Regions from separate parts of the Mus musculus genome. Here region 2 is linked to region 1. A link is a loop called in an ENCODE intact Hi-C map of the cell type or tissue named here. Cell type or tissue: gastrocnemius. All regions are shown on one strand. Links, peaks and the distances in the headings refer to the core of each region. The heading gives the core; the rest is flanking DNA.

Region 1 (14,790 bases), core at 2,465-10,464:
GACATAGGCTAGGGATGAGAACCTCAAAATCAAAGGTCTAGCCTTCCTCATCGAGGAGGGACACATCGCCCAGACCCAGAAATCAGGAGAACGCCCCAGGGCCCCAGAATACTCTCACTCCAACACACACACACACACGCGCGCACACACACACACACACACACACACACACACACACACACCCAGCACACACACAGAGTTCACAACTCAGTAAATGCTCAAGTTGCCAAAGTTTAGGTGGCAAATGCTGACAAAGACAGGACACAGAAAGACAGCAGCGCCTAAACCTAGCTCTCAGAGTTCCCCAAACTGGCCTGGGGTCTGGGGCCAGGGGGTTGTTTCTCAGGAAGATGGCAGAGCCAGGATAGCAGGAACCCAACACTCCCACCCCACACTAGAATCTCTCTCCCTTTTAGTGTACAGCCTAGGTATCTGCCTGAGATTCCACTTGGGGGCAGAATAGAGGTTGCTAGAGCTGGCAGCCCCAGCCTCCAATCCAGGCTGTCATTCCCTACCCTAGGGATAGGGGTGGGGGACACAGGACTGAAAGCCCATTGGCGTTTACTATACTCTAACAGCTGACCTGACTCTGCTCTTAAAATGAAACTGGATGTAAAGCTTTCTGGACTCTGCCTGTGTTCTCTTCAGCTGTGCTTAATGGAGAGTCCTTCTGTTACTGGGATGCCTGTTCCCAGAGCAGAAGTGTGCACCGGGGTGGAGGTATCGAGGAGGTGGGGTGGGAAGGGGATCTGCGGCCACTGGGATTCCCCAACTCCAGCACGCTGAAGCCTCTCCTAGCCTGCCCATTCAGGCTCCATGCCTGGTGCACCTCCAGGTCAGCGACCACCCAGCAGCCGGCGGCAGTGAGGGGGTGCGGGCAAGAAAGGGTTAATCTGGCAGCGCCTTTCATCAGCAGCTTGGCGGGCTCCCAAGGCCCACAGGCTGGGTACCTGGGCGCCTACCTCGCCTGTGGGGCGGAGACGTGACCACAGGGCAGCCCTGCCGTCTGCATTCCTCCCAGTGAGTGACAGCCCCACGGCCACGCCCGCCGCAGAGGAGGGGCAGGGGGCTGGTCTACGGTGGAGTGTGTGTGTGTTGGGGACTGGGGCTGGGGCGTGTGTGTGTGTGTGTGTGTGTGTGTGTGTGTGTGTGTGTGTGTGTGCCCTTGTTGCTGAAACCCTGGGCCTGAAGGGGATCTGTGAAAGGAGAGAGATCAGGACGTCTGGAAGAGCCAGGACACTGCCAGAGCTCAAAAGGTGGCAGTGCTCTCTCCCAGATCCAGGAGAGACAAGGCATGGCCGGAAGTTCAGGGCTTCCTAATGAGATGTCGCCACAAGATCAATCCAGCCAGGCCTAGGCCCAGGGCCCTGGGATGGGCGCTGTTCCCAGTGTCCTTCCTAAGCTTCCACCCTCCCATGACACCGTGGCTGGATGGCCATCCTCAATTCCTGGCCCCTGAACTCACCAGCCCTGGCCTTTGATCTCTTCTGGACCTGTTGGTGCAAACAGGAAGTTGCCTTAGGCTTGAAGCAAACTTCAACAGGGTGTAAACAGGCGGGGGTACCCCTCCCAAGGCTTCTCCTCCAGGAGAAACTGGGTGAGACTGGGTTCCACATTGGAATCCAAGGTGTCCTGGGAGGATATACCTTAGTTCACCACTGGGGCCAGGGGCCTCCCCAGGAACATCAGGAATGCAGAGGGGCTGAGCAGTACAGCTTCTACAATGGAGCGCTCTAGGAAGTCCAGCTCCAGGCTCAGGACCAGGTCCTACAGATTTCCAGGCCTTCTCCTGGGAGCCCAAAATCCCTTGTGGTCATCTCGTCCATGGAAGCACTCTAGAAAAGGGGGCCAAGTGTCCCAGATCTGTGATTGACAACTTCTGGTCTCAGCAGTAGAGCACCCACCTAGCCTGCTTGAGGCTCTGGATTCACACTTGAGTGTCCTCAGACCCACAGTAAACTGGAAGAAATGGATTCTTTGAAACCCTGCTTCCTGTCTGGCTCCACTGATAGGCCCAGCTAGGCCCAGCTCGCCATCTCTCCGGGTAGTGTCTAAGGGTCCTGTGTCCATGCAGAGACAAACTTCAGAGAAGCTGTGGAGAGAGGCAGGTGAGGCTGCAGGATCAAGGTTCTCTTTTCAAACCGTGTTTAAGTCCCCTCCCCTCCATTTTTCTTCCCTGGAGGCCGCTATAAACAAAGGCTGAAGTTGGGTTTAATGTCTACATTTTTCTGAAGATCTCTCTGCCTTTGCTATTCTGCCAAGGTGACCTCCTCCTCCTCGTCCTCTTCTTCCTCATTTTCTTCCTCCTCTTCCTCCTCTCTTTCCTCCTCCTCCTCTTCCTCCTCATCTTACTGTCTGGGGAGTGGAGTTCAGAATAGGCTTCCCAGAAGGACCAGCAGATAGCCAGATGCTGTGGACAGAACTTACTCCTAGTCTCAAGAAAAGAGCTGTTCACCCAGGCCTGCGTGGCATATGCTTGTAATACCAGCATTTAGGATGGAGGCAGAAGGATCAGTTATTCAAGGTTAGCCTTGGCTACAAGAGTGAGTTTGAGCCTGACTTGGGTTATATGAGAGACCCCGTGTCAATAAATACATAAATAGAAAGAAAGAAAGAAAGAAAGAAAGAAAGAAAGAAAGAAAGAAAGAAAGAAAGAAAGAGAGAAAGAAAGGAAAGCAGACTGCTTTTTCAGAGCAGGGAACTCTCAGGCAGGGGTCGACAGCCAGAAGACCCTCCTTCTTCCCTCTCCCCTGCCTCAGCCCTGCAACCTCTGACTCCACCTCCGTTATCCCATCTCTAAAATGGGATAATAGCTCCAGCAGCCAAACAGTGGGTGTTCTGTAAGTGCATCTGCTAATTAGAGGTGGGTGGTCGTGGTCGGTGCCCTGGGGAGGGGGCAGGGCAATCTGGCCACTAGGGTCCACCCCAAGCTGTGGTTCTCTGAATGAGATAAACCACCCAGGCCCAAGTAAGAGCATCCTTCCATCATCCCATCATCCCATCATCCCAGGCATTACCCTGAAAAAACAAAGACAGCTGTGGACCTAGGAAGAAAAACAAAGCACCAGGCTACATCCACAAAAGGACTGAGTGAGATCCAGGCAGACACCAGCAGGTAGAAATGCCTGCCACCGAAACCTGACAGCCTGAGTCTGATCCCTGGGCCACACGGCACAAGAGAGAACCAAGTCCCGCAAGCTGTCCTCTAACCTCCACATGTGTGTGCATAATAACTCATAATAAATAAATGTAATTTTAAAAAATTCTTAAACAGGCAGCAAGGCAAAAAACAGGTTTCCCTCCATCCCTCTGCCTGGCTTCTGAGGCTTGGGTTTAGGGGACAGTGACCAGCTATCCCAGATTGCTTAAGACCGCCCGAGCTTTCATACATAAAGTCTCACATCCACATCCTAGACAGCTGTTCATTCTGAAGTGAGCTGGGGTAGCGGCTGACTTCTCTAGGCAGTCTGAAGCCTGGAGAAGGTTCAGGGTGTAGATGTCGGTCCACTCTGCTCGGTCTTCTGTAACATCCACACGACAGTGGAAAACACTGGAGACCCCAAATGCTCACACTGCTCCCATCCCAACGAAGCTGCTCACCCTCTGATGTATAGAGGCCTAGGGCCTCTTTCCTCCATTATCCAGTGAGACTTCTCATCCAGGAACTGTTGTCCTGGGTCAATCTGTATGTGTGTAAACACACACACACATAAATGTACATACATGAATGCATACATACCTTACCACAGACACACTACACATATATACATGTAGACCGTACAGGCCCACACATCTGTGCGGGGAACACAGAGCAGAGCCTGGAGACTCCTGGCCAACCAGGCAGCACCTTAGAGGAGGCAAGCCCCAGGTTGCCATCTGGTGGTAATTCCTCAAGGAGGAGATTTGCTCAGGTGACCCCTAGGTCGGACTCCTTTAAACAGCGCCAAATTGGCTTTGACACAGGCAACCTGGGGTCACTGCTGGGGGAGGAAGACCCAAGACTTTGAAGGCCACACCCCTGTACTACCTTGAAGCCATTTCTGGGGTGAGCCTTCCAGCTGTGCAGCAGCCTTCTGCAGGCATTCCCGAGGAGTGGCCGCATCTGAGGCATTATGGGAGGGGTGTGGGTGCAGGAGGGGTGGGGATGTGGGAGCAAGCCCTCCCTCTGCATACCCAGCTGCTTTCTTTCAGAAAACACCAGACCCTTGCCTCTTCTACACACAAGGTTCTGTCCATCTTAAGACGTAACTATTTGCAGTGCAAAGAGAGAAAACTGTGACCCAAGGGAGACCTGGGCAGCAGAGCTTAGGGAAAGTACACCCTAGGTTTGGCTGTGAGTGCTTTGCGTGCAGCACGGAGATGAGACAGACAGGTGTCTGGACCCGTGGGGAATGTGGCATTGCTCGGCTTCAGGTCTCACGGTGGGCAAGCAGCCTGGCCTTGGGCCTCTCCCTCACAGCCAGGCCCCCCAGGCTGGCCAGGGAGCTGTCAAATCCCCCACTCCAGAGACAAATGGAGCCGTCAGAGAAAATGGCTTGTAATGGGGAGCAGGAGCCAGGCTGGGCCGGGCTGGGGGAGGCCTCTGCTGGCCAGATGTGAATTCTTCACTAATCACACCAAATTGGCCCAATTTGTTCACTGACACGTGGGGGGACCAGCTTCATCTTTCTCTCACTGAGTGGGGTTCCCTCCCTCCTGCATGGAAACACTTTTGCTCTGGAGCTGGGGCTGGCCAGCTGACAGCCAAGCTGTGGGGAAAGGTGCTGAGCCCTTCCCCTCTGGAGACACAGGAACTGGCTCGGGCTTGCCTCTCCTCTGTCACTGTCAGCCCCCCACCCCACCCCGCCCCCAGCTCTGGGTGCTGATGTCACACTGTTTAAGGATCCTGAGGAGAAGAGAGCCGGGGCATCTGCTCTCTGCAACCAGGCAGCAGAGGTGGGAACTAGAGAATTAGAACGACCTTGGGAGGAGCAGAGATGTTTTCTGGGAGAGACACTGGGATGCTTTAGGGCAAGGCCAGGTCATGTCTTTGGGGCAGCAGGTTTTTTCAGGGCCCTTCAAGACACAAGCTCACAGACTGGTGAAGGAGCAAAAGAGCGCATTAGCCAACCCTACACTAAGGGTTCAGCCCAGGTTTGCCTTGAACTCATAGCCTTTTGCACCTCAGCCTCATAAAGAACTGGGATTCTAAGAGAGTGCCACCATGCCTAGCTTACCCATTGAATCCTTGCACCAGAAACCCATGCTGTGGCAGACAGTGTCGCTCCCTGCCTGCCGCAGCTCTTGTCCAGTATGTGTGAAGCCCTGGACTTGATGGGTGGGGGAAAAAAAAAAAAGCTAAAACGATAAAAATGAAAAAAATCCATGCTGATAGCTCAGACCGTGACAGGAAGTCTGCTATGGCACAGAACACCTCTCCTCCCCCTCTCACAGAGCAGACAAGAAACACAGAGACAGGCAGGGTGTGAATGGCCTTGCCCCTTATAGCATCTTCCTGTTTTATACCAGGAAGGGGTGCTTGGCAGGCCGAGGGCCTAGGTGCTGTGGCCCACCCTCTGTCACCTTCTGTCACCCTCTGGTTCCCTGACCTCCCTCCTAACCTAAACAACCTGAGGCCCGGAAGCCCCGACAGATATGCGTGGAGAGCTGGGATGCAGAGAAAGCCAGCAGATCCAGCAGTGTCACAAGAATTTAAGAATGAATTCTGGGATCCAGGGTCTAAGAAAGGGGTACGATGAGATGAGCCTACTCTCGGGGAGGAGACTGCTGGGAAGTGGCCAGACTGGGGCTATTGACCCTTGAGGATAGAGTCAGAGACTCAGAAGTCTTAGGCTAAGGAGAGTGAGGCCGAGTCCTGCTCCCACCCTACCCTCCACCCTGTACCTGGGGAAAAGGCACAGACTAGGGCTAAGGTAGCCTCAGGGCTCCAGGCAAGCTAGCGCCTGAGAAGAAAACACCTTTCATTTTTCTGGTCCCGTCCTTCATTCCTGCTGCCCCCTACCTCAGGGTGAAGCCATTCAGGACTTTCCCAGTTCACCTTTCACTCCAGCCCAAAGCTCTGGCAGGCTGGTCCTGTTACCCTCTGCTCTTCCTTTAGAGCATTCCACCCCCGTGGGCTGCTGGGAGTGAAGTGTCGTCCGGCTTCTGGGATAGTGGGAAGACACCTGGTGTGCGAGACCCTCTGACCAGGCCAGGTAGGACTCACTGCTCTCGAGGGAAGAATCCAGCCCGAGGGGAAGAAGCCAGGACTATGGGAGAAAAGGCTGGGGACAGAGACAGCATGGCTGACATACTCTGTCACCCAATACTGACTTGTGTTCTCTAGAAGGGAAACATCCCAGGCAGATGTTGTGGCACATTTGGGAGAGTCGGGCAACAGTATCAAGGGTTCAAGGCTATCCTCAGCTCCTAGGATAAACCCACCCTAACCCCAGTGACATGTTGCTGCTACCCTAAATCCAGGCACTTGCCTGTGCTCCTATCTAGTTCTCCCTGGGTAACAGAGCGCCCCCTCTTGGCAGGGCCATAAACTGGATCCAGACAGTCAAGCACAGACAAGAGGAACTCCATGAAAGGCTAAGCTTTCCCCTTATTTTCTCTGTCTTCCCCTCCCCCCTCTGTCCTCCCGATTTTTATTTATCTATATGTTTTCAGTTTGGGGAGACAGGATCTCATTCTGTAGCCCAGGCTGACCTCATGGCAATCCTCCTGCCTCAGCCCCACCTGGGTTTTTTTTTACTGATTTTTTTTTTTTTCTGAAAACAAACAAAAACAAGGCGTTACTGTGTAACCCTGGCTGTCCTGGAACTTACTCTGTAGACCAGAATACCTTGAACTCACAGAGATCCACACTGCCAGAGCACATGGGATTACAGATTTTCACCGCCATGCCATCTCCTCTGCATGTCTATTAGAAACACCTTTACCTATGAGTTGCACACCAGTTTCTAGCTGATGTGTGGACCCACCTTCACTAATGGGCTTCTTTCTCAGGCCCAAAAGTCACCATGACCTGGGTCTGGATTCTAGTTCTGCCACTGACTTGCTCTGTGACTGCCACCTAGTTTTAGGGCACCGTGAGGTGTGTAATCTCTCTGGACACCCGTTTCCTCCTTTGTGAAGTAGGAAATGTACTTGAGATGACTATGAGAGCGACAGAAACTCATACAGGCCAAGCACAGAGGGACCAGCTAGTTCAGTAAGTAGTGAGCACACTGGATATGTCTGACCCAGCACTCAGAAGGCTTAAAGCAGAAGGGCTGAAGTTCAAGATCAGCCTGACCACTGTCAAAAGAAGAAAGTGGAGCATGAGGAGAGAGGAGGAGGAAGGAGGAAAAGGAGAAGGAGGAAGGAGGGGGAAGGAGGCAGGTGAAGAAGCTGGTATGGCAGCAAAAGCCTATCCCTGTACTTGTGAGGTGGAGGCAGGAGGTTCATGAGTTCGAGAGCAGCCTTGAATCTTGGCTACCTAACAAGTTCAAGGCCAGTATGGGACTCTGTTTCAAATGCGTGCATGCATGCACACAGAAAGACTTTAAAGGAACTTCTTTTTTGTTTGTTTGGGTTTTTGTTTTCGAGAAACAAACAAACAAACAAAAACAAGCCATTACTATGTAGCCCTGGCTGTCCTGGAACTCACTCTGTAAACCAGGCTGGCCTCGAACTCAGAAATCCACCTGCCTCTGCCTCCCAAGTGCTAGGATAAAAGGCATGAGCCACCACTGCCTGGCCTTAAAGGAACTTCTGTTTATGTTTTGTCTGCTTTCATTACAGATCCTCAGACACCAGGAATAGGTGCCCTCCAACAGTGCAGGGACTCTGTTAAGTTGTGTGTGGATGTTTGTACAAATGTGGAGGCCAGAAGCTAATCTTGGGTGTCTTTCCCTGTCAGTTTCCCTCCCTCCCTTCCTCCTTCCCTCCCTCCCTTCTTTTTCTTTCTCTCTTTCTTTCTCTCTTTCTTTCTTTCTTTCTTTCTCTTTCTTTCTTCCTTCCTTCTTTCCTTCCTCTCTCTTCCTTCCTTCCTTTCTCTCTCTCTCTCTTCCTTCCTTCCTTCCTCTCTCTCTTCCTTCCTTTCTCTCTCTCTCTCTCTCTCTCTCTCTCTCTCTCTCTCTCTCTCTCTCTCTCTCTTTCTTTCTTTCTTTCTTTCTTTCTTTCTTTCTTACTGTGTATGTTTTTATGAGGACTGGGAGAGGTCTGTTTCTTTCCCTGTCAGTTTCTACCAACCTACCTATTTATTCATTCATTATTTATCATTATTGTGTGTATGTTTTCTGGGGTCTGGAGAGAGGCCTGTGAGCCACACTGTGTTAGCAGAGGCTAGGGGACAACTTTGTGGAGTCAGCTGTTTCTTTCCACCTTTATGTGTGTTCCAGAGACTGGCCTGGGGTTCTTGGGATTATGTGACAAGAGTCTTTATCTGCTGAGTCATCTTGCCAGCCCTATCTACCACCTCATTTTTTTGAGACAGGGTCCACCTACCCTCCACCTGTTTCCTGAGTCCTGAGATTAAAGGTCTGTGGCAGCTCTTTTGTTCACCACACTTAATTATTTATTACTTTGGGGTATGTGGGGTATTTGCACACACCCGTGTGCACAGATAGAGCATCCCATGGCTCTATAAATTATGAGAGTTAGTTTCCTTCTTACACTGTGCAAGCTCCGGGAACGGAACTCAGGTTGTCAGACTTGGTGGCACGTGACTTTTACTCCCTGAGCTATCTTGTCTGAGACAGGGTCCCCCACTGAACCTTTAGCTGGCCACTTAGGCGAGGCTGGCTGGCCAGTAAGTATCCACTTACTGTTACCTCCCAGAGCTGGGATTACAGACAGGCACACCTAGCTTTTAAGCAGGTGCTGGAGACCAGACTCGGGTCCTTACGCTTGGGCAGCAAGCACTTTATTACTGAGGCGTCTTCCCAGCCCAAGGGGAACCACTTCACCTTTCCATGTCTGAGTGCCTTCGCACCAGGTGGGCAACAGCCAAAATTCCAACCTGCTGTGTTTATTGTGAGGACGAAGTGAGCTAGTCTTGAGTGAAGATCACAGAGTGGGGCTTGTGCTTCCTGAGACATCAGTGAGCATGACTATCATAAGACCAGGGTTTTGCCCAACACGCAAAGCAGGACCCTCCTTTAGATGTTCCATATAAAGCTTGAACACTGTCCCACTGCCCCCGGGGTCCCTCCTCTCTTTTCATTCTGATTGCCCCCCACCCCTGGCCTTTCCCAGGAGCCATTAGTAAGTCTCCCATAGCCATTCTCACGAAGACCCAGGGATGGCAGATAGTCTGGTTCCACCCAGAAAGGCTGGTGATGGCGACTGACTGTCTCCAGGACTGACCCTCTTATTGTCCCTGCCCTGCTGGCAACCTGTGACCTCCTCCTCGTCAGGAGTGCTTCTTTGAGCCACCCCTATGGCACCCTGCCACCTCTCTCTAGGCTGGTACTCTGCACCAGGCCTTGGGCAGAGCATCGGGTGCCAGGGCCGGCTGGTGCCAGCAGCTCAGGCCTCCTCTTGCCGAAACCTGCCACCTCCCAAGCCTGTGGTCACACAGTCATCCCCTTCCGCAGCCACTGGGGAAGTGCTAAGCTCCAAAGAGCTTTCCCTAGAAACCAGCACGCCCTCCTGCTGCTCCGACCCAAGGCAGGCGCTACCAGCTTGATGCCAGGGGCGCTGCCCAGAATCTTTGCCAGGGCTCTGGCTCTGAGGTTAACATCCTCATTCCGGAGTGACCCCTGTCCCAAGAAAATGGAATACAGTGGACTACTGGCAAACAGTTGTTCTCAGAGTTCAGCCTGGGCCACCTCTCCGAGCAGGCATTGAGGAGAGGGTGAAGGAAGGTATACCTGGGCCCATGATTGCCTAGCTTTTATTACAGGTGTGTGTTTTACCTGCCATCTGTCTGTTTACATTTATTTATGCATTTATTTGAATGGGGGAGTCATACATGTGGGACAGTACAAATGTGGAGGTCAAAGGGCAGTTTGCGGGGGCTGGAGAGGCAGTTTAGTGGTTAAGACCTCTGCTCTTCCAGAGGTCCTGAGTTTAAGTCCCAGCAACCACATGGTAGCTCACAACCATCTGTAATGGAATAAGATGCCCTTTTCTGGTGTGTCTGAAGACAGCTACAGTGTACTCATATGCAATAAATTAATTAATTAATTAAAAAGAATTAAAAAGGCCAGTTTGCAGGAGTTAATTCTCTTCTTCTACCATGTGGGTTGGAGGATCATCAGACTTGGCAGCAGACACTGTCCCCCACTGTGCCATCTTTATCTATCTATCTGTCTGTCTGTCTATCTATCCATCTATCTATATATATATTTATTTTGGTTTTGCAAGACAGGGTTTCTCTGTGTAGTCCTGGTTATCCTGGAACTCACTCTGTAGACCAGGCTGGCCTCAAACTCACAAAGATCTGCCTGCCTCTGCCCTGCAAGTGCTGGTATTAAATGAATATGCTTTTTTCAGACAGGCTCTCTCTACATAGCCCTAGCTGTCCTGGAACTCTCTATGTAGACCAGGCTAGCTTCAAATTCACAAATATCCTGCCTCCTGAGTGCTGGGATCAAAGGCATGTACCATCATACCCAGTGGCCTTAAACACCTGATCTTCCTGCCTCTATCTCCTAGTGCTGAAATTATGGGCATACACTAAACTGTGCCCAGTCTATTCATTACCAGAACTTGAACCCAGTGCTTCATGCCTAAGAGGCAAGCACTCTACCAAGTAAGGTACATCCCCAGGCCTTCTATCTTATCTTTACTATGAAAGTATATTTATGCATACTTTATATATAAATATTTTATATATAAGTATATTATGAATACCTTTTATGTTATTTCCAAATGTGCTTTAATAAAAAGAGAGTCCTCTAAAATAATTTCTATGCTGATTTTTTTTTCTTTCTTGAAAACCCCTTAGGTACATCACGTTGTTTAGAAGTCTCCTGGTCTATACCGCGGGTTTATAACTGAGACTTGAACAGAGAGAAGAGCTGGGTAGACAGAGTGGACAGGTGGGTGGGAGATACGGAGGGAAGTTATAGTAACTTTCCTTGGGACAGACCTGACCATCATTTCTTCCATCAGTAACTGGACCTCTCTCTAAGATCAACACTCCCATTCCTGACTCCCAACAGGCCTCATGATTCTCAGGTTTCTCCACCGTGTGGATAACCACAGCTTCGAACACACCTCTGTGTTCCCATTTCCAGATGATCCAAACCTTTGTTCCTGCGCGGAGATGAACCCGTGGCATTTCCAATCCTGGGGAGGACCGAGAAAGAGGGTGGCACACCTTCCACCTGCCCACACAGCATCTTTCCTCATCTGCCATCACTCCGCACCTCGGTGTCCTCCTCTGTAAACTTACGGGGTTCAACTCAGGTCTAGAAAGATCCCTCCCACAGCAAGCAACTCAATCTCCTAGAGACTCTGGGCTTCCTTAGAAAATCAGACTCTCCACACACCTAATATTCTGCCAGTTTTTTCTATAGATATTTACTGTTTAATTACTACATGGTCTGCCTGGTGCCAGGGGTCAGGGCTACGCATAAGACAGCACCTAATGTAAGACCTTGTTTTGGAGTTTACGTCTCTATTTGACAGGCAGCAGGACAGGACTAGGTTAGCGATGTTTTTTGAGGCTGGGGATGTGATTCCATTCTTACAGTGTTAGCCTGGCATGCATAAGGCCATGGGTTTGCTCTCCGTCACTGTATGAGCTGAATGTGGTGGTGGTACACATCTGTAACCCTGAGCTCCTAAGACAGGGGCAGGAGCATCAGAAGTTCAAGGTCATCATTGACTACATAGTGCATTTGAGGCCAGCCTGGAATATGTGAAACCTTGTCAATAATAATAATAATAATAATAATAATAATAATAATAATAACGACAATAACAATAACCACAACGACATTTAATAGTTTAGTCATTCTTGACATAGGGTCTCCCTGTGTAGTCTAAACTGGCCTTAAACTTTGAATTCCTCTGCTTCAGCTATCCAAATGCTGAGGTCATAAATGTATACCTGGCTTAGTCCCAACACTAGGAAGGTAAAGTCAGGTGGATCTCCGTGAGTTCCAGGCCAGGTTGGTTTAACAGAGTGTGTTCCAGACTAGCCAGGGCTGCACAGAAAAAACCCTGTCTCAAAAAAAAAAGTGTGTGTGTGTATGTGTGTGTAATATTCTTGGCTATATTTTCTTGGTTGTTTTCTTCTTTTTCTCACTAGAATATCTGCTCACGAGAACAGCAACCCTATTTGAAGTTGTTGTTGTTGTTGTTGTTGTTCTTACTGGATCCACAGCCCCTGGTGTCTAGAATAAAGCCTGGCACACAGTAGATATTTGATAAATATTCCCTAAATTAACCTCTTTTCTTTTACCCAGGACATTTTGCATGCTACACAGGTGTTTCATCAGTGGGCTACATCTCTAGCCCTGGCTTTTTGAGATGAGGGTCTTGCTCTTTTGCTCAGGGCCTCAAGACCCTCCCTCCTTCCCTGTGTAGCTCCCAAGCACCGTGACCCCGAACTGATCCTGAAGAAACGTATAGGTGAGGTATGGAAAGGAAGCCAGCTGATTCCTGCACAGGGCTTTTGCACAGTCACGGGCAACGGATAAGTGACAATAAGTGAGAACGGGCTTGACTGATAAAGACTGGAATTTCACCAGGAGAAAAAGCAAGATTCAGCAAAACTTTCAAAGATTGCTTCATGCGATAGATATTTCTGCTGCATCTGTCATCCGTCTTGATTAGAAGATGATCTACTTCACCGTGTTCGCTCCAAAAATTCAGCCTGCTCAGCAACTGTCAAGACTTAATCTGCTCCAGGCAGATCACATCCGCCCCTAGAGTGAGACCATTGGCACCATGAAGGAGGTGCTGTCCCTTCTCGCTTCACACGGGCTTGGGGCTTGGGGGGAGCCCCCACCCAAGCTGCTGATTAAAGGAAGAGGAGGCAGATCCTCTCAGATCCTCAAGCCTTGAGTCCTCTCAATGGAGAGTTCTGGGTGGGGGGATCTCCCCACTCACTCCACAAGTCTAATGCCCACTCTGGGGGCTTTCCTCCCCGCCCCCCGGCAGAGGCAGATACCCTTGTGCCTGTCCTCTGGAACCTTCGAAGCAGGGAAGTCACTGGTGGCTGTCTCTCCTTCCCAGGAATTATGTGGACAAAGGCTACAGATGGTCCTAAGTATTCTGGAGGACCTGATGTGGAGATCTGGGTTCCTGAATTTGACTACACAGTAAGATCCCCACACTTCCTAAGCCAACTTCAGTCAACACCCTAATTCACCAATTTACAGTTGGGTAAACATCCTCAGAGAGTCAAGGTCAAGGGTTATCTAACAACCTCTGGGAGTTGGGTCGTGCCAATGTGATCAAAGACTGGGCTTCTGGACACTTCCTCCAGGCCGGCCACGCGGGTTGGGGTTGGGGGCGAATAAAGAGTCTAGCACAAAACTGGCAGGGCAAGGGCAGCCAGTGACAGAGAGCCAAGGCGTGGACCCAACGCTCCTGGCCTCGCCGGACAGGCACGGCAGGCTAGAGGCCAGCCTTGCGGTCCCGGGTTCGAGCAGACAGTCGCTGCGGTAGATATCCGGCGACGATGGAGAGGGACAGAAGTGGGGGCGGCGGGAGCGGGCTCCCAAATGGCCGGGTGGGACCCGCGGGGCGCGGTCCCGCTGCCTAATGGTTTTCCGAGGAGCCCCGGGGATTAGAGGTCGCTCCCCTCGGGACGTGGCGGCGGGCCAGGACTAGGTTAGGGACTGGGACTCCCGCACGTGCCAAGAGCGGTGGGTGGAGTCAGGTGGCTTTTGTGCTAAGCCAACCTGCAGTGCACAGAGACAGCAGGGCGAAATTCCAGGGGCGGTGCTGGGACTCCTCCTAAAGCTGCGAAGGTCCTTTGGTGTCGCTTAAGATTCAAATCCATCTGCGGAGCCACGAAGAAAGACAGTGTGAAGAGCACGCTGGAGAAGACTGGGGTTGAAACATAGCAACCTGCGTGTGCGGACGGCAAGCTTGTGTGTGTGTGGGGGGGGGGGGGGGCGATTCAGGAGAATCTACCTCCATAAAGGTTCATCTCTCTGGCCAGCCCACCCCCTCCCCATCTCGCTAGGCTCCTGACTTTAAACCCTCTATTTCTTAGCCCCTCCCCCTTGCTCATCTCTTTCCCCTTAGGCTCCTGTCAATCCCGGCAGACCCCAGCCACAAGCTCCAAAGGGACTGTGGCATGGGAAAGGATGCCCCTGCTCCAGCCAGGCCTAGGCCTGCCTTACCACCCCCAACTGCCCTTAGGCAAAAGCAGCTTTATCCCGAAAGGACCCCCAAGCCTTATGGGGGAGGCGACCTAGAACTGGGGCTGGGCTTTGAGTGCAGCAGGATGACTTCAAAGGGCGGTGGGTGGGGTTGGCGCCTGGTCACAGGTGCCACTCAGGGTGGGTCAACCTGCCCAACCAGGTCAGGGCCTGCGCTACACCCGCCCTCCCGCCCGGAACATCACAACAGAAGCCTGACAGCAGCCCCACCCACTAGAGATGCCCCCAGGGCACCCGCAGAAGACCTTAACAATCCCAGATCCCAGGCATTGAGGGTCAGGTCTTCTTTTGCAGCCTCCCACTACCCAACCTGCAACACGGCTGCCCCTACATGTGCCCGTGGAACCCCCTAGCTAGGGTGAAACATCTGGGCTCCAGGGCCCCAGGGCTGCTTGATCTGCCCAAACTTCCTCCCGTCACAGTCTCCACCCCCCTGGATCCTTAGGAAACAGACAGAAAGGGGAAGCAAGTC
Region 2 (14,790 bases), core at 4,121-12,120, 91 kb before region 1:
ATCACCCACCACACCATAGTGAAACCAGTCCTCAGAGTGCCCACGTCCCATGATGGAAGTTGGGCCCCATGAAGAGGACATTATGGCTGTCTTGAAGATCAGCTCATCAGCACCCAAGACATGGACACACCACAGAGGCTCTACCAACACTGTGCCTGAATGAGACTCTGGAAAGATATGTGTAAACTGCTCTTTTAACTTGAAAGCAGAAAAACCAAAAAGAGAAGTCACTGACCAAACATAGATGGGAGAACAGAGAAGGAGCTGGAAACCAAAGAGTTATGGGGACCATTAAACTGTTTGCTACAAGAGGCTGATTTCCAGCCTTCCGGAGAGTCAGACATGACCTTCTTATGGCCACTAGATGGCGCCAGTTCCCCAGGCAAGGAAGAAAGCAAGCCTGCCTACACTCCTGGTTCCATTCTTTTCCTGAGCGTCATCCCTCTGCTGGTTCCTTATGAACAGTGCCCACTCGGCCTGACACCTTGTCTCCAAGGACCAGGGCCATCAGCAGGCACCTCTTCTCCGTGCAACAGACCTTGACCTGGACACCAACCAGCGTCCTTCACTCTTGCCAGCCTCCTAGAGGTCACCAGCTGCCTTGCTTCACCCCTCCTTCAGGAGCAGGACTCTGGCTAGCTGACACTTGCTCATCTTGCTGGACCAGATGAGGTCCAGTGGGTGACACCAGTCCTGCTGCATCTTCTGGCTGCCTCTCCACCCAGCTCTCACCCAGCTGTTGGTGGAAGGGAGCTTCCTGCTGGTCGTAGGGACCCTTCAGGAACAACTCTGAACTCATTTCCATTGAGAATGAGTCCTGTGCCTGCTTCAGGCCTTCCATCAACTGTGCCTCAGCCTCAGCCTGGCCTCTGGGTCAAGGGAATTCAGGTCCTCTTATTTAGTCACTCAACAAACATTTCCCAAAGACTATCTTAGGTATCTGAAGGATTATGGTGAATGGGGTAGGCAGTCTCCAGCACACTGTGCAACAAAGTGTTAGTCACACAAACAATTTTTAAATAATTCTTCCCCCACCCCCTTCTCCGAGACAGGGTTTCTTTGTGTAACCTTAGCTATCCTAGAACTAGCTCTGTAGACCAGGTTGGCCTCGAACACACAGACATCCACTTCCCTTTGCCTCCCGAGTACTAGTGTTAAAGGCATACGCTGCCATGCCCGGCCTTAAATGTTTCTTTACGTTACTGTTGTGATTTCAGTCCGCTTCTAGAGCACAACAGACCTTGGAAATTACCCTAAAATAACTCACTATTACCCCAAGGCTCCTGTGCTCAACCCAGCCAGGCCCAGGTAGGGTGAGGAGAGACTGGGGCGTCTCCGAATCACCTGCTACTCCAAATGAATGAATGAACGAACTCCCGAGACAGGGTTTGCCCGACGCTGTCCCTTCCCTGTGGGCAGCTGGGGGCTCCAAAACAGGCCCTCCCCGCCGCCCCCGCTTGCATCCTGGGAGGGGAACCGGCAGCCCAATGCCCTTCCTGCCCCCAACGCCCCGGGCTCCTTGGGCGCCCTCTTGGCAGAAGAACAGAGGGCATCCAGAGCGGGTGGCAACTCGTCCCGCCACGAGCTCGCAGCGGCGGGCGATAGGAGCTGGGGGGACGCTCAGATAGACAGACAGATAGCGTTCCCCTCTCCCGCCCCCGCCCCCACCTTTCCCACGCGGCGGCCTCCTGGGGCGGCCCAGGCCAGGCGGTCACCTACTCCTGTCACTGCTCCCCGACCTAGGTCCTCTGCCCAGCCAACTCTACGTTTTTCCAGGTTCAGCATCCTGTGTCTGAGTTTAACATCGAAACATTTGACTGCGGCCCCTAAACAATCTAAGCAGAATGAGACCCCTTTCCTGTCTGCCTGCTTACCTCCTCCTTAATGCAGCCTTAAGGCAAGTTGCAGAACTCCGGAAAACCACGAGGTGGTGCGCTGGCACTGTGTCCTGGCTAGGCAAAGGCAGGGGAAATAGAAGGTTCGAGGTGTGTAGGGAAGGCCTGGGGATGGAGGGGGAAATAAGAATTAAAATTGGGAGAAGCCTCCTTCCTCCAAGGATAGGTTTGGGAGCAGAAGTGGAGATGCAATAGAGAAATGAGATTGGCACCCAGAACAGTAAATATTACCCGGGAACTGGACTTTGAGAGCCAGACAAGACTAGGGGGGTTGGAGATTGCTCCAAGGTGAGAAACATCTTCATTGGGGCCTCCATGGACAGAAGAAATTGAGTGAAGTACATGGCTCCTGTCTATTGGAGATAGATGGATCTGAGCATGTATCTATGCACATTTGGGCATACCCAGCTCACAGGTCGGTCATTCAGGACCCTACACTTCCACTGCCTCACACTACATACAGAGACACACTCTCATGCACACAGGTTCTCACGGGCACTCTTGCACACACTGTATTTTGTGTATTTTGCGGAAGATGTAACATAGATCTTTCACCCCTAACAAAGTCTGTGCTCCTAAGAGCTGTCCCAGACTGAGTGGACCCTGCCTCCAGACTTCCTGAAGAACACAGAAAGCCAGCCTCATAGGGACTGACTGCCTCGTGGCTCTTCCATTCATGAAAGGGCACACATATAGCTGGGGGTACCTCTGTCTTCTAAAGCAGCCCCTAAATCCATACAGCCTTGCTCCAGTAGGGACTTGCAGGCCCAAGGTGTTCTTGCTTGGTGAGACTCTTCCTTCAGAATTTAAAATTTTATATTTCACATCTGCAGTGTCATTAAGATAACATATTAAGCCAGGGCCATACGGAGAAACCCTGTCTCGAAAAAAAACAACAAAAAACAAAACAAAACAAAACAAAAATATAATATATTTATATAGTCCAACCTTTTTTTCCAATTTTAAAAGTGATCAAAATATTTTCATGGACCCTGGGTCTTTGCCACTTTCTGTCTGTCATTTGCATAGACCACACATACATCATTAAGGACCACCTCCTTCCACAAACACCCAATGGGTAAATTCCCCTCCTTCCTCATCTCACCTAAGCCCACCCCTGGCCACTAAAACAGACCGATTAGTAGATCCTGGGGGCTCCGCACAGCCAACCCCTCCGCACATTTGGGGGATTTATCGGAGGTAGAGCATAGGAGGAACACAGTGGCGCTGGGGGGAGTGTGTGTGTGTGTGTGTGTGTGTGTGTGTGTGTGTGTGTGTGTATTAGGGGTAACAACAAAGAGGGTTGAGAGGGTTGGGGGAGCCAGTGAGAAAGCGCGAGCGTGTTTTGCCTCGAAGGCAAGACTTGCAGCCAATCAGCGCGCAGGAGCCTCCCTCGGCGACTCCAACATTGAGTCTATAACCGGCTGGCCGGGCGGAGCTGGCAGCATTTGACTGTGGCTTGGGACGCGGAGAGAGGCACGCAGCGACTGACCGACAGCCGGCGATGGTCTAAGCGCCCCTCGGCCACCCCCTCCCCCAGACGCGACCGCGTCCTGCCCTCGCCCTCTGGACACACACCCCCACCTGGGCTCCTCCGCCCGTTCGGCGCTCCTCGGAGGAGGCCCGGGGTGTTGCGGCGCTCGCCAGCATGAGCGGCTCCTTCGATCGCAAGCTCAGCAGCATCCTCACCGACATCTCCAGCTCGCTCAGCTGCCATGCGGGCTCCAAGGACTCGCCCACCCTGCCCGAATCTACAGTCACTGACCTGGGCTATTACAGCGCTCCTCAGCATGACTACTACTCGGGCCAGCCCTACGGCCAGACGGTGAACCCCTACACCTACCACCACCAGTTCAATCTCAATGGGCTCGCAGGCACCGGCGCTTACTCGCCCAAGTCGGAATATACCTACGGGGGATCCTATAGGCAGTACGGAGCGTACCGGGAGCAGCCTTTGCCTGCCCAGGACCCAGGTGAGGATGCCCGGGTTGTGGAGAGGGTGCGAGGGACTCTAAGGTTCCCAAGCAAGAGGAAGTCTGGGAATAGGAGCTGAAATCTAGGGAAACTCGAGGTTAAGAAATGGAAGCGTTGGAGATTAGAGGAGACCGGGTTAGATGACCTCCAGAGGGGTGAACGACACTCCGAAGAGGCGCGCACTGTGCGCCGCGGTCTCTTGGAGATTCCAGGGCAGCTGGAGCCACCGGGAGCTCCTTCTGAGTGATCATGGGGGCCTTCAATGCTGCCATCCCGCTGGCACTTGAGCCGGAGACGAAAGACGGTCGCCGAGAGCTGGAGGGGAGTCAGCGAGGACTGGAGGTTCCAGGGCCCTTCTTTTGGATGCCGTCAGGGGAAACCCGGAGTAGTGAAAGGCTTGTGGAGAAAGACCCAAAGAAGTCCCAGAAATGGAGGAGAGACTGGGAAGTAGAGATGCGGAGAGAGAAGTGGGGACGGCGAGAAAGAAATGTGGGGGGGGCGGTAAGATAAAGCGCACAGCAGAAAGCAACAGAGGAAATGAAGAAAGGGCGGGGAGGAAAGAAAGAAAAAGGAGGAAAGAAGAGGGAAGGAAGAAAAAGAAAACAGAGAGAAAGGGAAAAGAGACAGAGAAAACGCTTGTACTGTCCTTGCAAATTTTTTCCTGAAACAAATGATCCTGAACTAGAAAGCGTATTAAAAGGAGATGGGGAGGAGGGGGGACAAGAAGTGGGAGACGCCACCGCGGCTAGGTGGGTCACCAGAGAAGAGTGGCTGAGCCGGGAAGGCGTCGTGAGCGAGCCGCGCGGTCCTCGCCCAGTCGGTTGCTGGCGCCGGAGTCGGCGCTCCGAGGCCCCGGGTGCCGAGCTGGGAGCGCCGCGTCGTGGGCGGCCGCCGGTCCGGCTGGGTCGCTGCGGTTCCTCCCCGGGCGCGGGCGGCACTACGCTCCTCCAAGAAGTCCCGGGGAGATCAGTGGGCCGGAGGGTGCGGCGTCCGACGGTGGGAAATCTTGGAGAACGCGGTGGTCGCAGGCTGAGACTAAACTGGTGTTTTTCCCCTACAGTGTCGGTGAAAGAGGAGCCGGAAGCCGAGGTTCGCATGGTGAACGGCAAGCCCAAAAAGGTCCGAAAGCCGCGAACGATCTACTCCAGCTATCAGCTGGCTGCCCTGCAGCGCCGTTTCCAGAAAGCCCAGTATCTGGCCTTGCCTGAGCGCGCCGAGCTAGCTGCACAGCTGGGCCTCACACAAACACAGGTTGGTACTGAACGCTCCAGGGTCTCAGGAGGGATCTGGGATTCCCTAGGTACCCCTGAGCCTGGCTGGCCCATGAAGCACCCCTTTGCCCTGCCCCTGCCCGGCAGCTCGCTGCAGGAACTCTTGCCTGCCCTTCCAGTGACTTGAGTCTCAGCTTTCAGAGAAAGGGTTACAGTAGGGAGCATAGAAGGGTGCAGTGTGCATCTTTGTGAACTTTTGCAACTGTGTATGGCGTGTCACAGAGAGATGCCCTCCCCTGTACCCCAGAACTCCCAGCTCCCAAGACCCTTAGCAACGTTTAGGACATAGGAGATCCTGTTGTCTCTCTCCCAGACTAAGTATGTACGTGTGGGGCATGCATGTGACATTCCAGGGAATATTCACATAAGGAATGAGGTCCTTTAAGGGTCATTTTGCAAACAGAAGGCCAGTATCTGTGATGAGACACTAGACAACGCACGCGTGTGTGAACACACACACAAAGTATGCTTGTATAGAAACATCATGATCCTGCTTCCCACCCAAATGCCTTTGCCAGTAGCCAAGTGGATAGGTTCTCCACTAAAAGGATGTAGAAATCAGAAAGTGGGAGTCCATCTCCACCCTCTTACCTGTCCCTAAACCCCAAGCAGCCTTGCTGCTCTTGGGGAGGAATGTCGGGTGCTGAGCTCCCTACAGGTGTTGACAGGCTGGCTTTGGTTGTGGCTGGGCTGTGTGGGGCCTGGTCCATCGGGAATCTGGGTCACCTGGTGAGGCGCTGAATCATTGTTTGTACCAGTCATGGAGTGGAGAGAAGCAGGGGAGGGGGAGATACCCCACGGGAAATTTAGGGACTCTGGAATTGTGGTTCACCTGCCCCTGAGTTCCTAGGTCACCCTTCATACCCAGCCAGAGTCTAGGAGCCCCTCCATGCCTGAGTGTTTATGTCGTGGGTGTTTATCTGGGTGTTATCTGCATGCGTTTATAGCTTTACTGTCTGGCGGCTGTGTGAGGCTGAGTGGGTATGTTGCCGAGGAAAGAGATACCTGTGTGGGTGTGTGTTTATCCCAGTGTATCGGTGAACTTTGGCTAAGGGCCTCTAACGTGGGCAAAATATCACAAACTGCCCGGTTCCCACTTAGGACGCCTTTGATTGAGCGCTTGCTGTATAACAGACCGTTTAAGTTGTCTTGTGTCTTAACTTTCTTGAGCCCAATATTGACCCTTTGAGACAAATGATGGTGTTAGCATGGCCTTCATTTTGCAGTGAGAGGAAGGTGAGGCCAGAGAGGTTAAGTAACCGGCGTAAGGTCGCACTTCAGCAGTGGCAGTAGAATATTCTAAGCCACAGAGTTTTTTCCCAACTGGAAAGAAAGATGCTAGCTTGGGTGTGAGGGCCCTGGGGTTTTGCCTCGTTTTTCCCCTCAGGAGGCTGGGTAATGCTTTGCCTTGTCCAGGCTGGGCTCCCCATGGGGTCTCCTTTAGGCATGCTGAGAGGCTGACGGGGCTGCTCCTTTCTTCTTCTGTCCAGGTGAAAATCTGGTTCCAGAACCGCCGCTCCAAGTTCAAAAAGCTCTATAAGAATGGGGAGGTGCCGCTGGAACACAGCCCCAACAACAGTGACTCCATGGCCTGCAACTCACCGCCGTCACCAGCACTCTGGGACACATCTTCCCATTCCACGCCAGCCCCTGCCCGCAATCCGCTGCCCCCACCGCTCCCATACAGTGCCTCCCCCAACTACCTGGACGACCCCACCAACTCCTGGTACCACACACAGAACCTCAGTGGACCCCACTTACAGCAGCAGCCTCCTCAGCCGGCTACCCTGCACCATGCCTCCCCTGGGCCCCCGCCTAACCCTGGGGCTGTGTACTGAGTACCCACCTGGCCTGCGCCCCTCCACGAAGGACCCCCTCCAGGACCAGGCAGAAGGTGCCCTGTCCTAGCGACACTCAGGAATCATTGAGGGGCACAGGGGGAAAGACTCCCTTCCCTCTCCCTTGTCCCTTCTTCCAGGGACCCAACAACCTCCAGATGACAAATGCATGGACCGAGGATGCCCCCCAATCTCCCTCCCCTTGCTTAGACTGGGGTGCCCTCCAGACGGCGAGGAGTTCTACCCCAGTGGGGACAGCACATGCTCTCTGCTCCAGGAACCCGGATTGCCTCTAGATGGCTCATCGCTTTCCAGCTTTTCAAACACAGTAGAGACCTCCAAAATGGGAGCCAGAGTGTTTGCAGGTCCACCTGTGCTGGGGCACCAGGCGCCACGGATTCCAGCACAGCCAGACCTAAAGCACCAAGGGGCAACTATACATTCTTGAGCCACTCTTTAAAAGACATTGGACATTACATCATGGCTGATCCTCAAGATGGGGGGGGGCTGACCTAGTCCCCACTGTTCTCCAGCCCTCATTAGGATTTGAGGGTCCAAACCAAAGAAAACTCCCCCAAATGAGGGAACCTTTGATATCCAGGGCTTCCAAGGGAAGACTTAAAGGAGCCATCCCTCCGCCCCTTCCCTGGGGAAAAGGATTGCCCATGTCCTTTTCCAAGGACCTGTTTCTCCTTCCATGTACAGGACTTTGCACAAGTCTGGTTTTAAAAGCTGTTGAAACCTAGGACGACAATGGGCATTGTTAACAGTTAGGACCAAATCCACTCCTCTCTGGGCGGGCAGCTCTGCTCTGCCCTGACCCTGCTCACCCCTTCGTTTTGTTTTGTTTTGTTTTTCTCCCAGTAAGTTTGCAGTCTTGGGGGACGGGCTCAAACCCCAACTCTCTACAGAGATAGACCAGGCAAGACACCCCCCACTCAGACACCCCCTTCGTGGCAGCTTTGGAAACAGGTTGTCCGTTCTGCTGCAGGATTCAAGTGAGGATCCAGGAGACAAGAGGAGGCCTAGAACTCAGTGCCTTAGGGGTAAGGCTGTCAGCTTGGACGGCTGGTACCAGTGCCTCTCCCTGGCCCAGGCATCCCCCAAAGCTAACTTTCTTCTGCCCCCTGATGTGGTAAAACATCGAAGAAAGGAGAGGTGACAGACTGTAGTTATATATATATAGTATGGTTTTTTTTTGTTGTTGTTGTTTCTTTTTTTTTTTTTTTTTTAAGAGCAACCAAGAGAAGCAGGTCCCCTCCCTTGTGGTTTCCTATTTATGTGACCCTGTTCCTCCTGGACCAATCTCCCTGTGTTGCAAGTCGAAAGAGGGATGTGGGCTCCTGCTGGATTTGGGTTTCGTGGGAAGTGAAGGAGTAAGAAGAGACAGACGTGGTGGGTCTCCGAGTCCCACCCCAAAGGGACAGGACTGAAGCCAGCTCCCACCCCTCCCCAGCCTTCTCATTTCTGCTTTCTTACTGGACCAGTCTTTATATATAATGTTAATAAAAATTAAAAAAAAAGAAGAAGAAGAAAATAACCACAGTACTCTTTGAACTAGCGGCAGACAGCTCTTGAAGGGAGGCCTGGAGTTTGGGGCGAGGTGTTAGTGGAAGAGACCTCTGAGCTTCTAGGGGCTACTGAGAAAGACAAGGTCAGGGTAGAAACCACTGTTGGGATGCTGGGTTGGGAGGGAGGGGGCAGGTGCTCCTGACCCTGTGGCTGCCCACACTGTGAGCAGGCCTGGGTGGGAGGCTCCCAACCAGGGCCTCCCTGGCTCCACTCTGCTTGGTGGCTTGGCGTTCTCTGTCAGCCAGCTGTCCTCTGCCACCACCACTGCAGCTGCCAGGTCACCTCGGGGCTGCTCTTTGATCTTGAGCTCACACAACGACAGGCATGCTTGCACATGAGGGGAGAACCCCCTGCCTCTACGCCCAGGCACTCCCAGCCCCTCGTGCACCCATCTATCCATGTCAGCTTGGGAGAGGATGGGACGAGCAGACAGGAGGAACTGTTCCTATAGCTGGTGGGACCTCAGGCCGGGCTTGGGAAGCAGTGGGATAGGGGGAGGGGGTCTGTGTTTGCCTTCTGGGGAAGGGTGTGGCCCTGACTCAGAATCTTCTAGATGCTGTCACAGACTGTCTGGAAGTGCAGTGCTAGAAGTGCTGACCCCTTCTTCCAGATCCTGACTCCAAAGTTTCTGAGAGGACAAGTGTGTGAGTGTATGTGTGTGTGTGTGTGTGTGTGTGTTTTCCAGGAGATGGCATTGATACACAACCGCATTATGCACCTTCTGTCAGACAGAGACAGACAGTGACATCTCTTGTCACATATATGTGCAGACCCTCTTGAAGAAAATTGTCACCCGTTGAGGAAAATGACACACCTTACACACAGACACCTGAGAATATCACACTAATGTAGCAAGAAACCAAAAAGAGACCTCTGCTACACAAGTGCAAGAATACACCAGGTTTCCCCATCGTAAGACACACACACACACACACACACACACACACACACACACACACACACAAACGTGCTCAGAAGCATCTTTGTTTACAAAACCACTGACAACACTCAGCAGCCACTGTGACCCAGCTCAGCCTGGAACCTCCAGTCAGGTCTTAGTGTTGTCCTGTCTGATGGAGATGGGTGGGGGAGAAGGGGAGGATATATGGCTGAGACACATTAAAGATAAGACAGGATGAGCCTGGCTCCCAGAACTCGACACACAGAAGCCAGGTCGTCAGGACAAGCCCTCAGCCCCCACCCTGGTCGTCATCTCTTGGCGGAAGGCCTCACCCACCCTGTAAGCCAGCCAGAGAGGTTGGGGGGAGCAGGCCACGCCCATGCTCCCCGGCTCGGGCTGGCAAGGGTTAAGCTGGCAGCTGCCAGGCGGGGCTGCCCTGAGCTTTTGGTTTGAGGGCTGCGTGCAGGCAGGAGCAGCGAGGCGGCAGCCGGGCAGACTCGCTGGAGACACTGCATTTTATTAGGGCTGGGCTGCCAGCAAAGGGAGGGAGAGAGGAGAAAAGGGCAGAGAGGGGAAGGAAGGAGGGAGGCTGGGCGAGCAGGCAGGCGGTGACGGATGAAAGGGTGTTGTAAGGGCCTAATTCCTCCCAGCTCATCCTTGCTCTGTCAGGCTGGATTAACTGCCCAGGTGACCTCCCTCGGGGTCAGCCCCACCCCTGACCTCCCCTTCCTCCTCTCCTCACCTCCGGGCCCACCTCTAGGCCTGGGGTCAGCTTGCCCTTCACCCACCCTGATGAGGGGCCCCTGCGGACAAGAGCTTGGGGGAGGGGCCTGGCAGCATGCCAAGATGGGACTATAGAGCCCACCTTCCTCCAGGTGCTGCTCAACTACACATGTTGTCTCCTGAAGATCTTCAGAGAAGGGGCAGGCTAAGGAACCCCCTTCTGCCTGAAGGTCACTGCTTTCCAAGTTTTAATATTATATAACAGGTGGCATTTGGTAAATTACTAGTGAATGAAAGCTTGGCAGGTGAGTGTGATAGTGCCCATTTTTCAGATGAGAAAACTGAGGCTCCAGCTGCCATAGAGTTTATGCTTAGCATACGTGAGGCCTTAGATTCCCTAGCTCACACAAAAAAAAAAGAAAAAAGAAAAAGAAGAAAAAGAAAAAAAGGAAAGAAAGAAAGAGAAAGGAAGGAAGGAAGGAAGGAAGGAAGAGAAAGACAGAAGAAGGAGGAAGGTTCAGATCTGTAATTTCCAGCAATCTGAAAGCTATAACAAGAGGTTGGCTAATTTTTATTTATTTATTTATTTATTTATTTATTTATTTATTTATTTATTTATTTATGAGAATTTAGGGTCAGTCTGGACTAAATTCAAGGCCAGTCTGAGCTACAAAATAAATTCACAGCTATCCTAGGCTACACAGTAAAAACCTGCCCTAAACACACAAGCAAACAAGAACAAAAACAAAAAAGGGGGAGAGGGAAAGGAGGGAGAAAAAAAGCCAGGTGATGGCGCACGCCTTTAATATCAGCACTCAGGAGGCAGAGACTGGTATCTCTGTGAGTTCGAAACCAGCCTGGTTTACAAAGTGAGCTCTAAGACAGCCAGGGCTATACAGAGAAGCCATGTCTCAGAAAAACCAGAAACAAACAAAGAAAAGTTGAGGCTATAGGGACTATTGGGGGTCTGTTGGGGGTCTGAGGGACTGTTGGGGGTCACACAGCAAATCCAAGACAGAGAGCTCAGGTTTGAACCTCCGTCTCCAAGAAGATGGAAGAAGATGGAGACTCTTGTTAGACTTTCTGTTCCAGGTCAAAGGTAAAGCACAGGCAGGGTCAGTCAGAAAAGGAGTCACTGCGGCTTCAGCCGCCCAGCTCACGTGATAGGCCCTGTAGCAGGCTTCTTCCCAGGAGAGGTCTGAGGAGAGAGAGAGCCAAGACTTCCTCTGGGCAAGTCCTACAAAAAGCTTAACACCGGTCAGAATGTCCACTCACTCTGGATCCAGCCTTCCTGACTTTACTGGCTGTGTGACCTTGGCCAAGTCACTTAACCTTTCTGAACTTAGGTCTCCTCCCCACCTGTAATAGAGGGCTGATCCTACCAACCAACAGAGCTGTGGGTAGATGCAGTGGGATGGTTGGAATAAAATGCTAACAAGGTACCCAACGCTTGGCTGCTGGTGAGCCAGCTCTTTACCATGCTCTCCCTTCAGCCTTGGACCTAACTGTGTGCTTAGCATCGGCTGACTGGTCATCTCCGCATTGGCACACTGGCTGAGCCATCAACTCTGCGTGCCTTTAAGAAGGTCGGCCTCTGTCTCCTGAGCTGAACAGCAGGCACAGATGGCCACAGCCTGTGGAGGCACTGTGGACTCTGAGCTGAGACCGCCAGGACCAGAAGCAGATGGAGCTGGGGAAGCTGGGGCAGAAGAGGGGAAGGACGTCTTGAAAGGCTGCAGTAGAGGGTGGGTTATTCGAACAACGTCTTGAATGATAGATAGACGCGTGCCCAGCAAAGACATGGGCTTGAGCAGTACCCCCTAGGACCCCCTACACACCTGCAGTGCCTCCCCGGTGGGATGGAAAGGAGAAAAGCATATGAGAGAAGCAGAGGGCGGGCGGCATCCTGACATCTGTCAGGCTGATGCTGAGGAGGGAAGGACCAGAGTTAGAAGATCCTTGGGTCCTTCCTGGATGTTGAGCTCATTACTGGCTGTTTCTAGCCTCTCTGGTGGGCCAATGCTTGCCCTGACACTTTGAGCTTAGAGAAGAAAAACCCTGTCACTCTGGATAGAGGAGACAACTCTTAGGGAAGTGGATGAGAAGGATTGTCATAATCCCGTCCCCGTGTGGGGGGGGGGTGGTGGTGGTGGTGGTCCTAGGTTCTGGGAGACCTTAGAGAGCCCTCCAATTCCGCCTCCATATGCCATCCCTGTGGCAGCCTACCACCAATACAACTCACTCCCCGCTCCTGCAAAGCCCCCACACAGACTGGCACCCAGTGAATGAAATGGGGCTGCTCTGCGTCGTGGAGCAAGGATTCTTACTATTGAGCCACTCCATGAGGGCCCTGGATGGATCAACTAAGCCCAGAGAGGATCAGAGGGGAAGGGGAGAAGACACTGGTGTGTTGGGGCTGAGGGAGGGGTGCGGGGGACCAGCAGCCAGCACATGGCCTCTGTTTTTCCAGCTTTAATTGCAGCGTTAATCACTGTAATAAGCTGTTTACAGCACCCAACAGCCTGGGACCGGTAGGCTCAAAAGCCAAAAAGTGCTTGGAGATGAGTTTCCTAGGCCCTGAGGAGGAGGGCAGTAGGTTTGGGGAGCACCGCTGTGGGGGGAGAGGAGCAGGAGGAGAAAGTGGGAAGCTGTGGGAAGTGTGTGGGTCAGGAAGTAAAGGAAGCCAGGGCAAGCTTTTCCAAGGAGGTGCTCCCTGAATTTCTACCTCTGCGCCCCATCAGGCTTTCTCCTTTGTCTCTCAGACATGTTCCTCACACCAAGTCAGCAATTCTGTCTAGGCCTCTTCTGCCTCTTCTTGCTCCGTTCCAGAGCCAGCACGGTGCCTCCAGAACCCCGTCCCAGTTCAGAGCGTATGCCCACGCTTCGCTGTGGTTTTTCTCACCCTGGAAGGAGAGGGACTGGGGATGTGTCTTGTACACATCCTTAGAGACTGGGCAGGGGAAAGAACTCCAGTGGGTAGACACCTGGGCAGGGTCTTGGGTTCCTCGCCATACCCCAGCTGGAATATCGGGATGCTCTGTGAACATCGTGGACATGAGGACAAAAAGAGCCCGAGGGCTCGTGGGACCCTGCACACAGTTCACTCGCAGTAATTAGCTGAGGGAGTGAGGACCGTCTCCAGCCAGGCAAGCTATTGAGGGGTTAGGGGGATGACAGGAGGGAGTCCCAGCTTATGGTCACTGTCCTGTGAAACTGAGGAAAAGACTGACTGCGTCCTCTCTAGACTGCTGTCCTTTAATCATCAGGAAGTTGGCACAGAGAGACCATGCCACTTACCTGAGGTCACACAGAAAATGAGAGGCAGAGAAGGCTGAGGGCTGGGGCCTCTCTACCTGTACCAGGCTACCTCTGGATAGACTGCCCATCATGGATGCTCAACCCCTGACCAAACTAAGAGTTCCCCTAGAGAGCAGGAAGTGACTGCCAGAACTGTCAATCACCCAGAAAGCTGGAGTGTTTCAGAAAACACCTGGGAACTTGGGGGGGGGGCATGATGTGCTGAGTCCCAGGAGAGTCTAGGATGCTCAGAGATTCAGGAGGCATTCAGGAAGGGGCTGCTCTCTGCTCAAGGTGAGGAGGTGCTGGGGAGCATTCGGGGAGGGGGCAGCCTGAGAAGGAGAACCAACAGGCAGGGCCTGTGGGCCCAAATTCCTGGGTTGTCTCCCAGGACAAATTAGTTCAGGGCTGGAAGTGTTTGCTGAGTAAGCTGGAGGCTCCACACCCTGGAGGATCAGCTGCATGAGGGAGGGGCGTCCCCCACCCCCACCCCACCTCAGGCAGTTCACCTCGCACCTGGCAAACAGCAACAGCACAAGCTTCCCTGTGCGCCACACCGAGGGCACCCAGCCACGTCATGCGACGCGTGTGGCACAGTCCCACACCCACCCCTGGGGCCAGTCAGTTGTACCCTGAGCTCAGGAATCACCAATGGGAGACACGGGGAAGGGTGGGGCGTCCTCAGTCCAGGGGGCAGGGGCAGCTGGAGGAGTGCGGAGGCCCGAGGGAGCAGGAAGGCAGGCTGGGTGGAAGGGAGCAGAAGAAACTTCTCCAAAGTTCTAGGGTGGCAAGATACCTGCTGAGGACCTACTATGTGCCAGGCACACAGCTTCTGCGCCAAGGGCTTTCCTGAGTCCCGTCTTAGTGAATCCTGATAACCAACTGGCGAGGCCAGTGCCATTATGATTCCATCTTATAGGTGAGATAGCTGAGGCTGTGTAACCCCAGGTCAGCCACCTGCCCTCTCTGAACTCGACTTTCACTCTGCTATAAAACGCAGCCAATCATGCCTCTCAGAGAGCTGCTGAGGAGATGAAGTGGGATATAGCTCGCACATGTGAACGGCTTGCTACAAAGCTTGTCACCAGGATGAGAGCCCGGCAGACTGCTACCACTTTTCCCTTTAGTCAACTACGGGCAATTCGGACACTGCTGACCCAGGGAGGTCTTAGGACCCTCAGTTGGATGTTCGAAGGTGGGCGGGCCTTCCTTGTCTGTGGGAGGTGGTCTCCGGTAGAATTCCTCTTTCTGTGGCTGGTGAAATGACTTGGTGGATCAAGTGCTGACTGCACAAGGAAATGAGTTTGATTCCTGAAACC

Evidence for each region. Peaks named below come from ENCODE experiments on the same cell type or tissue, not always from the same donor. Only the 100,000 strongest peaks of a DNase experiment are listed, where the experiment ranks them.
Region 2: it touches region 1 in a loop (2.4-fold over the local background); 3 of 42 quality-filtered maps call a loop at or near these places.

The regions. Positions count from the first base shown.
Region 1 is chr11:95,209,892-95,224,681 of GRCm38, forward strand. The region is part of intron 1 of Gm11515 (a long non-coding RNA gene); the gene reads right to left. Among named protein-coding and RNA genes, the nearest start is that of Gm11515, 43 kb to the right of the region's middle. In gastrocnemius, for the core only: CTCF peaks have their summits at 3,893 (motif pointing left) and 6,508 (motif pointing left); a DNase peak (open chromatin) is centred at 9,519.
Region 2 is chr11:95,116,779-95,131,568 of GRCm38, forward strand. Dlx3 (distal-less homeobox 3) reads left to right here and starts at 3,339. Exons shown (of 3, transcript NM_010055.4): 1 at 3,339-3,868; 2 at 4,930-5,120; 3 at 6,631-8,518. The coding sequence starts at 3,544. The coding sequence ends at 6,978. In gastrocnemius, for the core only: no CTCF peak of the experiment used is centred there; DNase peaks (open chromatin) are centred at 8,886, 9,874, 10,235 and 11,793; H3K4me3 peaks cover 1,084 bases.